2 separate regions of the Homo sapiens genome follow, and region 2 is linked to region 1. The links are chromatin loops, found by intact Hi-C in ENCODE. Cell type or tissue: ascending aorta. All regions are shown on one strand. Each heading gives the region's core, and the rest is flanking DNA. Links, peaks and the distances in the headings are about the cores only.

The links. Peaks named below come from ENCODE experiments on the same cell type or tissue, not always from the same donor. Only the 100,000 strongest peaks of a DNase experiment are listed, where the experiment ranks them.
Region 2: a loop joins it to region 1, with 3 times the contacts of the local background. A loop is called at or near these places in 1 of 110 quality-filtered maps.

The regions. Positions count from the first base shown.
Region 1 is chr12:29,549,777-29,556,288 of GRCh38, reverse strand. The region is part of intron 10 of TMTC1 (transmembrane O-mannosyltransferase targeting cadherins 1); the gene reads left to right. The region is part of intron 5 of LOC105369714 (a long non-coding RNA gene); the gene reads right to left. Among named protein-coding and RNA genes, the nearest start is that of OVCH1, 55 kb to the right of the region's middle. In ascending aorta, for the core only: a CTCF peak has its summit at 3,775 (motif pointing left); a DNase peak (open chromatin) is centred at 3,768; H3K27ac peaks cover 525 bases.
Region 2 is chr12:30,198,639-30,205,150 of GRCh38, reverse strand. No RefSeq gene overlaps it. Among named protein-coding and RNA genes, the nearest start is that of LINC02386, 95 kb to the left of the region's middle. In ascending aorta, for the core only: a CTCF peak has its summit at 3,677; no DNase peak of the experiment used is centred there; H3K4me3 peaks cover 1,332 bases.

The sequences.
Region 1 (6,512 bases), core at 2,292-4,791:
GATGACTTTGGTGCTTAGGAATAATTCTCAGACATAACCTCTAGTGTTTGCTTTTTACTTGCTGCCCTGATAAAGGTTGATAGTGTGATTAAAGTTACTGAAGACTACAGTAAAGGGTGCTTTTGCATCTTGTGTGTTTATTAATATAGTCTAAGCATGTTGGTGATGGTCCAGACAATGATAGTAGTAACGGTGGTGGTAGTTATGGAATTTAGCTTCTAAACTTAAAAAAAAAAGGTTAACAAATATCAGAAATGGAAATTTAAAAGGTAAAAATGACCAGAATTGGAGCGTAATAATATGTTTATCTGTGCTTGTCAGAATGCTGACAATCCACATGGTTGCTGTTGGTGGGAGTGTAAGTTAGTTCAACCATTGTGGAAGACAGTGTGGTGATTCCTCAAGGATCTGGAACCAGAAATACCATTTGACCCAGCAATCCCATTACTGGGTATATACCCAAAGGATTACAAATCATTCTACTGTAAAGACACATGCACACATATGTTTATTGCAGCACTATTCACAATAGCAAAGACTTGGAACCAACCCAAATGCCCATCAGTGATAGACTGGATAAAGAAAATGTGGCACATATACACCATGGAATACTATGCAGCCATAAAAAAGGATGAGTTCATGTCCTTTGCAGGGACATGGATGAAGCTGGAAACCATCATTCTCAGCAAACTAACACAGGAACAGAAAACCAAACACCACACGTTCTCACTCATAATTGGGAGTTGAACAATGAGAACACATGGACACAGGGAGGGGAACATCACACACTGGGGCCTGTCGGGGGGTAGGGGGCAAGAGGAGGGATAGCATTAGGAGAAATACCTAATGTAGATGACGGGTTGATGGGTGCAGCAAACCACCATGACACATGTATAACTATGTAACAAACCTGCATGTTCTGCACAAGTATCCCAGAACTTAAGTATAATTTTAAAAAAATAAATAAATAAAAAATAAAAAAAAATTACCGGGCCTGGTGACTTGTGCCTGTAATCCTGGCTGCTTTGGAGGCTGAGGCACAAGAATCACTTGGGCCTGAGATGCAGAGGTTGCAGTGAGCTGAGATCATGCCACTGTACTCTAGCCTGGGTGACAGAGTGAGACTCTGTCTCAAAAAAAAAAAAAAAAAAAAAGGATGTTGGAACTGAATCCTAAACCCTTTATAGATTGTGAAGCAGTGAAATATAAAATCAATTGATGTAAAATTTTTCTTGAATAAATTTTAGAGCTGATAAATTGGCAACATTTGGATCCTAGTATACTGAAACATAGGTCTTACATTGGATTCCTTTCTGTATGACTAATAAATTGGTCCTATATGGGATAAGAGGAGCCTCTGAAAGACTGAGGAGAATATAGACTAGAAAATAAAACACATTCGGTGTGCTTCTTTATATGTATATTTTATTTCATGTATATATTTGAGACAGAGTCTTGCTCATTCACCCAGGCTAGAGTTCAGTGGTGTTATTATGGCTCGCTGCAACCTCTGCCTCCCAGACTCAAGTAGGTGGGACTATAGGCATGCCCCCCCATGGCTGGCTAAGCTTTTTGTATTTTTTGTAGAAGTGGGGTTTTGCCATGTCACCCAGGCCGGTCTCAAACTCCTGGGCTAAAACAATCCATCTGCCTCAGCCTCCCAAAGTACCGGGATTATAGGCATGAGACACTGTGTCTGGCCTGCTTCTTTGCATATGTATAGCACAATATAGGTTTTAATTATCGTTAAGTCTACAATTTGTAATTTTCTTTGACCCACCTTAATACACTGCTCTGCTTTTTCTTACTTTTAGTCTTGCTAAAGACTCGCTAACGTCTTGCTAAAAGTAAGAACATTCAACAGTCCTTTTCCATGCCCAAATCCCTACTAACAGTGATATTAAAACTAATTGTGTATTAAAAAAAAAACAAGAAAGGAAAAACAACTGATAATGAAGACAAGTGTACAACTGTGGTGGAAAAAATATTTTAGTTCTAAGAGGCTCTTTTTAAAAATAGCAAATCAAACAGTGTGACAAAAATTAGATCTACTTATTGTAGATAGCTAGATACAGATCATTATCATGTTGTTATTTCACTCTGCTACTTTTATGAGCACGTATTTCTTTATGTGAAGTTCTAAGGATTTGTGTTTTAATAAGTCATTGTTGCATCTGTATATGTCCTCCTTAAGAGCCCAAATAACGTACTGGTTATATAAAATCCTGTAAATGTCTTTTGGGGTACCTGGATTATATAGCGCTACATTCAAAAATCATATAGATGAGTATTTTACCCATAGAAGCCAAATATAAAGGCTTGGCTACAAAATGGCGTTTCTTGTTAGGAATGCTATTCTACAGTTATGATCATAATATGGTGCTGAATTTGGCTCTAATTGAAAATAATGGCAGATATTCTTATAAGTTTCATTTTGCTAAGACCTGAGCAAAAGATGGATGCTCTAACTTTCCTTTTTCAATTTTCATCTTATCACTGCTAACATCTTAAATTAGTACATGTGAGTTAAAAATGCATTTTGGAACTTGGCAATGGCTACTTTTCACAGTAAGAGGAGTTATTGGGTAACCAACACAGGATTTTTTACCCCTTCTCTTTTTCAGTAAAAATCAATTCTTGATGATGATCCAAATCAACAACAATGCTTTACATTTGTATAAGACTTTACTGTTTCCTGAGTGCCTTTTTTTTCATGATGCCCTTACAATGAGTCTTTACAGTGAATAGGAAAGAAGAGAAAACAAGCTCCTAAGAAGTTAACAGAGGTCCAAACAAGTTATCCTTGTTTACCTCCTCTTGCCTGTTACACCATAGAGCCAAGTGGCTGTATCTCAGCATAGGTCAGTCATAGAATTCAGTAGATTAAAATAATGATAAGAGCTAACTCTGAAAAGCTTTCCAGTTTACAGATAAGTTTCTTTTAATATTCATTATTTAATCTTTAAAACGATCTATTAGGAGATATATTGCCTTCCTCATCCCCATTTTACCGGTGAGGAAACCAAAGTTCAGAGGTTTTATGTGACCTTGGCTCAGGCCATGGCAGAGCCAGGATTGAATCCCTACCCTTGAACTCCTTTTCCTGTTCACTTTCCATTACCCACGTGCCCAAATAGCTTTCCAATCCAAACATTACATAATATTAGACTGTTTAATGGCATGCAATTGCCTTTTGGGAGAAAGGACCACCCTGCATCTCTCTTAAAGAAACAGCAAATTTGATTTCCATCACCCTGAAGTTATGTTGCTAAGTAACAGAGAGAGATGACCCAGAAAATAGCACTTAGATAACTGAGCTTTATTTCTGCTTACCTTAATACATTTCTGAGCCATAGCAATGGGTCAAAGGCAAGAAGAGGATAAAAACACTTTCAATTTGATTTGACTTAATCTGTTTTACTATTTATTCACTTTAAGATGTACACAATATTGATTTCTCCATTGAGTTAACTTTTGAGTTATTGAGTTAACTTTAAAAAATTGTATCCTTCTTTATAACCTGGAACTTAATGCTCATTCTGAGAATCCAAGTTATCTCTTTAGATGTGAACAGTTTATATTTGATAATCCCTGAGAGGAAGCACTATCATTATTCCTGTTTGATTAATAAGGAAACTAAGATTTGGAGAAAATAAGTAACATGCCAAAGTCCTTTAGTAAGGAAATAGAAGACACAGAATGGAACCTAGACCTGCTCTAGCCCTTCTGCCCCTAACCACCGCACTCTACTGCCTCCTTGTGGCCCACCTGAAAACTGGGCTACAGCCTGCAGCATCACTGCCCAGTAGAAATGAGAGCCATACATGTAATTTACATTTTTTTAGGTAGCCAGATTTTAAAACATTTTAAAAAGTGAAATTATTTTTAATAATATTTATTTAACCCTAATGTATTCAAATTATTTTAGCATGTGATTAATATTAAAACATAATTTTTAAAATTTAATGTGAGAAATTGAAAATATTACTGAGATGGTGTGCATTCTTTTTTTTTTAAATGAAATATTTGGAATGCAATGTGTGCTTTACACTTACAGCACATCTCAGGACAGCCATATTTCAAGTGTTCAGTAGCCACATGTAATTTGTGGCTACTATATTGTACAACACAGATGTTTATTAATAACCTTGACTTCGAAAGAAATATGAGTCTTTGTCCAGGCCAGAAGCTCTAAATAAGACGTGACTCTATCAGAGCATCCAAGGCAATCTTATAGCAACTCATTTGAATTCTTGGAATTATATGACAGACGGCTTCAGACCCATTCATAGCAGCAGACTTCACTGAGTGTTATCCAAATATATCTGGCCCCTTTTATGACCATTTCACTGGACTTTGCAGCTAATATGTCATGATGCTGTGCAGCACATTTACAGTGTGAGAGGTTGATAAGAAGCAGCTTTCCATGCCAGCATTCTTAATTTATATTAATTCTTGTTGGCTTTGGTTAGAATTTAAAATGTCAAAAAAAAAAAAAAAAGAAGAAAGAAAATAGGCAAGATTAGCATGAACTTTTTATGGATGAACAGAGCGGAAGTCCCTGATGGCTCAACAGAATATAATAGAATATTTAAATTCAGGATATGGGAAAAATATTTCTGTGAATGCTCTGTTAAAATAGCTGTTGGTGTTTATTACTGAAATGGAATATAAAAAGAACTTCTTGAAGAACCATGTCATACCTCCCTTATTGCCAAAACTACCTTTTGTTCACATAATAGAATATGAGTGTTAGGTAGGTATTACAATAAATCTTATAATCAAAACTCAGGGGAAAATGTAATGGAATGTCCAATAATTGAACTATATAGCAGATGAATTTGATAACAGGATATATTTGATTTACTTTAGTCTGATCCTTTAGAAAATTGAATATCTAAAAAATATTAGGAGGCAGAAATAAGGGTAACCATTATCTTTTAAGTGCTAGGGATATGTTTCCTAATACCTTTGGCACTAGCCACACAAACTTTTATTTCATAAAAAGGAAGTTGATACATTCAAGATAGTAGTTTTTCTCTACCTTTTAACTGAAGCCCCGGAGAGTAGACAATGCCAGCCACATGGATAAAGAAAACTTTTTAACACCCTTACTACCACATTAGTATACCAGCTTCAGATGAGCATTTTCTGCATCCTCCTCTTAGCATGAAATTCTATCCCCCACTCTGCACCCCTGTGGTAGTGACCTGTTCCCTCCACCTTTAGTTACTTCTAGTCCCAATCCCATTACACTTGCTCCCCTTCATCTTTGTCCAAATCATGTTTGTTTCTCTCTAGCTCTGTCTCCCTGCTCTTTTTTTTTTTTTTTTTTTTTTTTTTTTTTTTTTTTTTGAGATGGAGTCCCACTCTCTCCCCCAGGCTGGAGTGCAGTGATGCAATCTCCCTGCTCTTTTAAAGCCCAGTCCAGCATCTCATAACACCATCCTCATCCCTGCCATTTCACAACTTCTTGTACCTTCTTCCATCATCCTCAGGGACTTGAGCACCAGGGCAGTGACTCTCCATTGCTCACCAAACTATGCTGCGCTCTTCAGCAAGAAGATCCATCACCAAGTTCCTGTGCTTCTGTCCCTTCAGGGCCCCCCATTTATGCTCTACCTTAGCATTTACCAACATGGCCTGGCCACTGGCTTTTTAATTATGCAGACTTTGTCATTCTCTAGCATTTGAACTCCGAAATGCTCCTCTTTGAGCTTAAACTCTTACCTCTGTCCTCCCTTCCCTTTTCCCCACTCTCTCATTCCCGCTGACACTTTAAAGGGATCATGATTATGACCTGCCACCTCCTCGCTCCTCTGTCTGCTCAGTTGCCTTCTATTAAGACCTAAGCATCAGCATAGCTTCCGTGACAGGTGCTATTCTCCTGCTCCCTCTTTCCTGCCGGCCCTGCACTTGATCACTGTTAGAACCTCTCTTCTCCCTGATTTTTGCATTCATAATTTATAACCCTATCTCTAATTTATCTGATGTATTTCAGTAATGCACGTGACATCAACTTAGACTCTTTCACACTTTTACCAACATTTACCTGCCTGACAAGGCCAACCCAAGTTACTTCACTACCTGTATTTTGCTTTCCCTAGACCAATATTTCTCAATTTTTTTTTTCATTATCATACTCACCTCTTTTAAGGAGCTTTTTTAGATATTTTTTCTTATCAGCTTTCTCCCCAATTAAACACTCAAGAATAAGATTTGTTACATAGGATTGAGCTTGGAAAGACCCAAAACCATTGTAATGTCTATGATTATTTTTCACCACCATCATCCCCACCCCAAGAAACAATTTTCACTCCTGTAGAGAATGTAGGACTCTAGACTGTCATCCAATCTATCAAATGATAGAGGAAAAAAATACAAATCTGAGTTGAATGGGATCCCTACATGGAAAACAAAACCATGATTAGGGGTAAGAGCTGTTGAAAATTCATTCCTTATGGTCTTTTATGTTATCTCCTGTTTCCCTAATGCATACATCCTCTGTTCCC
Region 2 (6,512 bases), core at 2,702-5,201, 650 kb before region 1:
CAGACTGTGCGATAATACGAAATACATGTATTTGGTCCGTCACTAGTCTCCTGCACACAGTTCCTAAAACCCTTGGAATCTCCAAAAGTGTAAGTGTCTTTTTGCATCAATGACATGAGTGATGGTTGGGGGCTCCTGCATAGCCTCTAGATAGGGCTGGTTGCCAGAGGAATCAACCATGTGATTAGAGGGTTTGAACCTTCAGCCCTACACCTCAACCTCTGAGAAGGAGAGAGAGACTAAGGGTTGAATTAATCAGGAACGGCCAATGATTTAATCAATCATGACTATGTAATACAATCTTCATTAAGAAAAAAAACCCTAAATAACAGGGTTTGGAGAGTTTCCAGCTTGCTGACTACATGGAGGGTGGCACAACCCGAGAAGGCATAGAAGCTCATTTCCCCTTCCCCGTATCTTGCCCTATGAATCGATTCCATCTGGATGTTCCTGAGTTCCTTTTATAATAAGTGAGTAGTAGTTAGTAAAGTGCTTTCCTGAGTTCTATGAGCAGCTCTTAGTAAATTTTGAATTTGAGCAGGGAGTCACAAGAATGTCTGATTTGTAGCCATGTCAGACAGAAGTCATGGGTAATCCAGGAATCTACTGCTTGTGATTGGCATCTGAAGTTGGGAGCAATCTCGTGGCCCTGTACCATTAACCTGTATGCTGGGGGTCCATGCAAACTTGGGTTACTGTCAGAATTGAATTGCAGGACACCCAGTTAGTGTCTGTCAAAAGGTGGAGAATTGTTTAGTGTGCGAGAAACCTCTACACATTTTGGTGACCAGAAGTGTTGTAAGAGTGCATAGAGAAAAACAGTTTGTTTTTCCTGTACCTCTGGTGTCAGAAGTCACCTGTAACAGTGGTAAGAGTACAAAAGGAAAAACATTGCTTTTCCCTATACCCTCAGAAGCAGAGCTGCTCTCAATATCAGAGTCTGCCAGTAATCAGGACCCACCCACACTCTCTGCGTGAGTGCAGGGAACTCAGGCTGCCTCTGCTTTCTCTTGTAGCAAGAGAGAAAAAGGTAAGATATCAAGAAATGAGAACAAAGAGAGGTAATTCTCATATTAAAAGCGTCATCTTAAAAATTATGTGAAAAGTTGCTTACCATTCCCCTAATGTATTCATTTCCTGAGTACCTACTTTGTGTAGCAGGTATTTTAGATGGTAGGAGCTTGCGCTGTGTCTGGGGAAGAATAAAAAAATAAATATCTAATGCCCGAAAGTGATGAGTGTTATTAAAGAAAAAGCAAAATAAGAGAGTTTTGTTGAGGTCAGGGAGGTGTGCTTGCTGCTTGAGCTAGGATAACAGGGAAGGATTCTCTGAGGAGTGACTTTCTGCAAAGCCTGAGCAAGCCATATTCATGTTAAAGAAGTGCTTTCCAGGGCCAGGCGTGATGGCTCACGCCTGTAATCCCAGCACTTTGGGAGGCCAAGGCGGGCGGATCACGAGGTCAGGAGTTCAAGACCAGCCTGACCAACATGGTGAAACCCCGTCTCTACTAAAAATACAAAAATTAGCTGGGCATGGTGGCACATGCCTGTAATCCCAGCTACTCAGGAGGCTGAGGCAGGAGAATCACTTGAACCCTGGAGGCGGAGGTTGCAGTGAGCGGAGATGGTGCCATTGCACTCCAGCCTGGGTGACAGACCGAGACTCCATCTCAGAAAAAAAAAAAAAGAAGTGCTTTCTAGAAAGAGGAATAGCAAGTCAAAGGTCCTAAGGTGGCAGTGGGTAACGTGTGCACCAAGAAAAACAAGTGCTGGTTTGGAGTAAGTAAGTGAGTAAGGTGGAGATGAAGTTGAAAAAATAGCTAGAAAACCTCTGCTGTCAGTAGGCACACAATTCCATTACTTTGACATGATCAGGCATTCCCCGTTTTAAAATTGGGATGGCAGGGTCCTCAAAGGTTGGAAAAATATACAAGTAGCTCCAAAAGAAGATAGAAAAACATTTATTGATTAAAATAAACTTCTTCATAAGAAGTCTCCAGACTTCAGCCATGGATTCATCTACACGATATGTACAAAACTCTCATGGCCCAGGACTATGACCCTTTGTTATTCCCCTACACTTTCACAATCCAGTGTAAAGCTTAAGTTATCAGCCTTCCTTCATTCGTAGCCTTCCTTCTCTTCTCTGTGTAACTAAGATAAAACATGGTTTGCAAATAATGTTCAAAGACCAGTGCTTTATGTTCCTTGTAAAATCAAAGGTCTGAGGCTCGGCATCATTTAAATTGAACGCTCCATCCTAAAATACTTTTTGGCTCCCCCTTACACTTTAAACTATTCACATAAGAAACATCTCAAGGATACACAAGGAAAACCACTTAGCCACAATGCCAGGAGGGTTTTGATTGCTGGTGGCTTTGTCAGGTTGGAGGCACCTGGGGCAGCCAAGGGTGGAGGTTGGGGAGAAATTTTCCATGTCATTTCCATACCTTTTCTTACAGCTTTTGTCCTGGATGACTTTTCAAGAATGTTTGTGTAGCAAACGGTCTTTGAAGATCGAGATAATGTCTCCCATTGGAGCAGAAGCCAGATTTGTTTCCTGACCAGGATAATAATGTATCCTCTGGGGAAAGGCAGTTTGGTGTGTTTGTGTTTGGTGGGAGTGGGGGTTGGGGGCGGTTGCTTGCTAAGAACCCCTTTAAAAGATTGAGGATCACCTGCTGTGACATAGACTAGTGTGGATGAAATATCCATCTGTGTCCACTGCTGTATCACCTATAGGACTTTGGGGTGCAAGAAGAACCAACTGAATCTGAAGCCCATGCTGCCTGTTCTGTCCTGAGTAATAAAGTAACCAAGTACTTTGTCTCTGGCCCAGGCTTCTCCTGTCTTCTGACAGCATCTATAAAATGTTGGCAAGGTAACCGTTTGCTGTAAGAAGAGTGAAATCTCAGATCCTTCCTTTTTTGATACCTTTTCTGCTTCCCCCACTAATCCACCCAGCGTTGGCAGATCCTAGCTACATTCAAGGGGGCTCACACAGTCTCCCCACCTGCAAAGCTTCCCACAAGACTGAGAAATTACGGCCCTGAAAACAGCATTTCCCCCGCCCCTTCCACACACACCACACCTCCGGGGCCAACTGTGTAGGACTGGTTTTCTTGCTCACCCAGAGGGGCTGGCGGAAGGGAAGTGAGGTGGCCGCTCCAGCCGCCCATTCCCAGGTCTGTCCAGAGAAAACAAACAGCCTAGAACGCAGACACCTCGGGAAACTCTGGAAACTCGAAGGGAACTCCCCAGCGCGCGCCTCCCGCCTGGTCCCAGGAACCCAGATTAGCCTGGAGAGGACCTGGGAGCCTGGTGGCGTGAACAGCTGGAGTGGGAGAGGCAGGGAGGCAGAGAGGCCAAGGCGTGATGAGAAATAGAAATTCCCTTCAAGCCAGTCCCGCAACTACACCCGGCCCTGGCTCAAAGGGAAGCCCTAGACAGGAGTGCACTTGAAGGTGGGGACGCTGAGCGGCCGCTAGGACTTGTGGCTGGTGTTCTCGGCCATGCCCTGGCCCAAGAAGTCGTTGGTGAAGATGCCTCAGCGGAGCGGGGCGCCCGCCGGGCCGCACGTTGGGGTTGTTCACGGTCGCCCACACGTCGTCGTGCACGAACTCGCCCTGCAGGGAGCGGCCTTAGCACAGGCAGCTCGCCCCGGCCAGCAGCACCTCTTCCTCCCCACTGCGAATGCCCCGATCATGCTCCCCCAGACCCAACACACAAACACCCTTGGGAACCCACGCGGGTGCCTTCTGTTTACCGCAGCGCTCAAGCCGCGGGCGCTTGAGTCCCAGATGGCGAAAGTTCGCGCGCAGGTGGAGTGGGGATCCCGGCGTGCGGCTGCCCAGGAGAGGAGGGCAAGGGCACCCCGGGGTCCCGCCTGCGGGTGTGCGGGGGTGCCCGGCTGTGCTCACCCCCACGCCCCCGCCCCCATCGTTCTCCCCAAAATGGGGCTGAGGAGGGGCACATCTGGCGGACCCCTCCCAGGTGACGAGGCAGGTTTAGCAGGTGCGAAGCCTGGAACCCCCACACCCACCTTCCAGGGAGAAAAGTGCCGCTGCTTTCCGGGAAGTTCCCGGCTTTTCAGCACCCGGAACAACAGCATTGGCGCAGGGGAGACGCTCTCCATTCGCCCCTTGCTCGCGTCCAGTCGCCGGCTCCGTGCTCTTCTGCCCAGGCTTTCTCTCACCCGCCCAGTGCTGCGTCCTGCAGACCCAGCCTCCTGCGGGGATAGGGAGCACCTTCCCCAAAGCCAGGAGAAGGGGTCTCCCTGGACAAGGACATCCTGCTCGCCCTGCCCGGGTGTGTTCAGAGGCGACACCGGCTACTTAACTTCACAGCTCATTTCTTGGTCAGCACTTACAAAAAGTCCCAGGTTCAAGTTTTGGTTTGGGTCTGGGGGCTAAGTTGGTTCCTGAAAAATTTCTTACTAGTTAATTTTTTTTTAATTTAAATTATTGAGACAGTCCGGGAGATGCCAAGCAAATTACTCTTTCTTCTCATCCAAGTGGGTCACTGGGTCTGATGATTAGTTTCTGTTTTTTGCACAAGTTTGAATACTCCTGCTAACAATAGGCAGAGAAGTGTGTAAGGCTTCTTTTGGCTTTGGCTCCTAATTAGATATCCCAAAGTGCGGAAATCACCTGATTTGTTTTGAGGTTTGAAAATCTGTGAACTCTTTCAGGCCCCTTGTAAATTACCATTGCTGTATGCTATAGTATTTGTTACCTGGGACATTTTACATATCCAATCAGAAAAATCTTTAATGTGGAATTCACCATTCGTTTGGCATTTTACTACTCAAATTTATTCCATACAAAAAAATCAGAGGCAAAATATTTGAGTCGTGGAATACTAAATGAGTGGAGTGACACATTCGTCTGGAACAAAGGTGGTCCAAGACAAGCTTCATTTTCATCCAGGTGCGGTGCATTTTTGGTGACCTGAAAATTAGTGACTGAAGAATGAAACTGAAAATTTGGAGCATGAATTTCTTGTTTTCATCTTTTCCTCTTTTCATAGAAGTTATTTTACCCTGTGACAGCGTTACCTCTTCCTTGGATGTTGGGTCTGTCTCCACACACAGGACACTGTCTCCTTGCAGGAAACCCACACTGCAGTAACTCCTCTTCTCTGCACATCAGATTAATAGACTTGTACTAGGGGAATAATCTGCCATGCAGTGCACAATGGAATGGGCTGGATGACCAGTCATGCTCAAAGTTGGTGTGTGTGTGTGTGTGTGTGTGTGTGTGTGTGTATGTGTGTGTAAAATGCTAACTAAAATACTGACATTGTTATTTTAGTAGATGTTACAGGTCAGTGTGTTAATCTTTCCAAGAAACATGCTTACATTTTTACAGAAGTTTTGTGGAGACAATGTCTTAACCACAAAGAGTGGCCCTCATCATATTTTTCTAGGGTGCAGGCCTTTTCTTCTTCCTTAAATCACCCCCAAAGCCATCCCTTTCACCCCTTTCTTACCTGAGTTGTCTACTTTTTCAGAGGAAACCAACATGGCTTTGCCTGCCAGTGGAGAGAAGTGGAGAAGAATGCTTCAAGGCAGAGAGCTTGGACTCCACAGAGATGGCTAAAAGGGACAGACATAAAAGAAACTCAGCTTGATTCAAGGTTTCTGAGCACTTGGTGCTTGATTAAGCTTTCCTCTAGGTTCATTGGCCTCTATGTTCCATCTGGTCCAGGTGATGCATTTGGGATTGACTTAATTTATGATATTAAGATACCTTACATCCTCTCAGAGATGAAACAATAAATATTGAAATATGAAACTTTTTTTGAATCTTAATCATTCCCTGATTCAATACTTTTCTGTATTACAGAAAAACAGTGTAAAAATATTGATGTCTGAAAGTATCTACAGAAGGTATCTACTAATGTGCCAGCCCATCAAGCTGTCTTCTCCTCTCTTAAAGTAGGGACACTTAGTGTGCCTAAAAAACAGACCACAAAAGAATTAGACGAAAGCCTTTTTATTTAGTCTATGTTTACATTTAAAGCATTTGTTATTATAATACTATTTTATAACTGTCTGAGACAACTTTTGTCTACTGACATCAATTTAAAACATAATTACTACAGAAGTGCTTCTTTAAGGCTTATCCAGATTAAGTCACTTAAGCAAACGAGGATGGACCAAATTCTTGAAAGAAACTAGAATGGAGAAAAAAATGAGAACAAGTTTTTATAAAATTTGAAATTTGTTTTAGTAACACTTTATTAAATTACCGCTTTTTGTGCTTCTTGTGCATAATTATATGTATAGTTCAGGAATGTCCGATATCACTAGTAAATATGTTATCCCAGTGTCACAAAAGCAAAAAGCCTGAATATAGAATCTACAGTGTAAGAAAAGAATTATTTTTATTATTATTATTAAAATATTACTAGTTCTTGAAGAAATTCGGAAGAATGTGAAAAGAAAAGAAAAATATCCCTGACATATCACCCAGAAATTACCACTGTAAGTACATAGATATATTTATTCT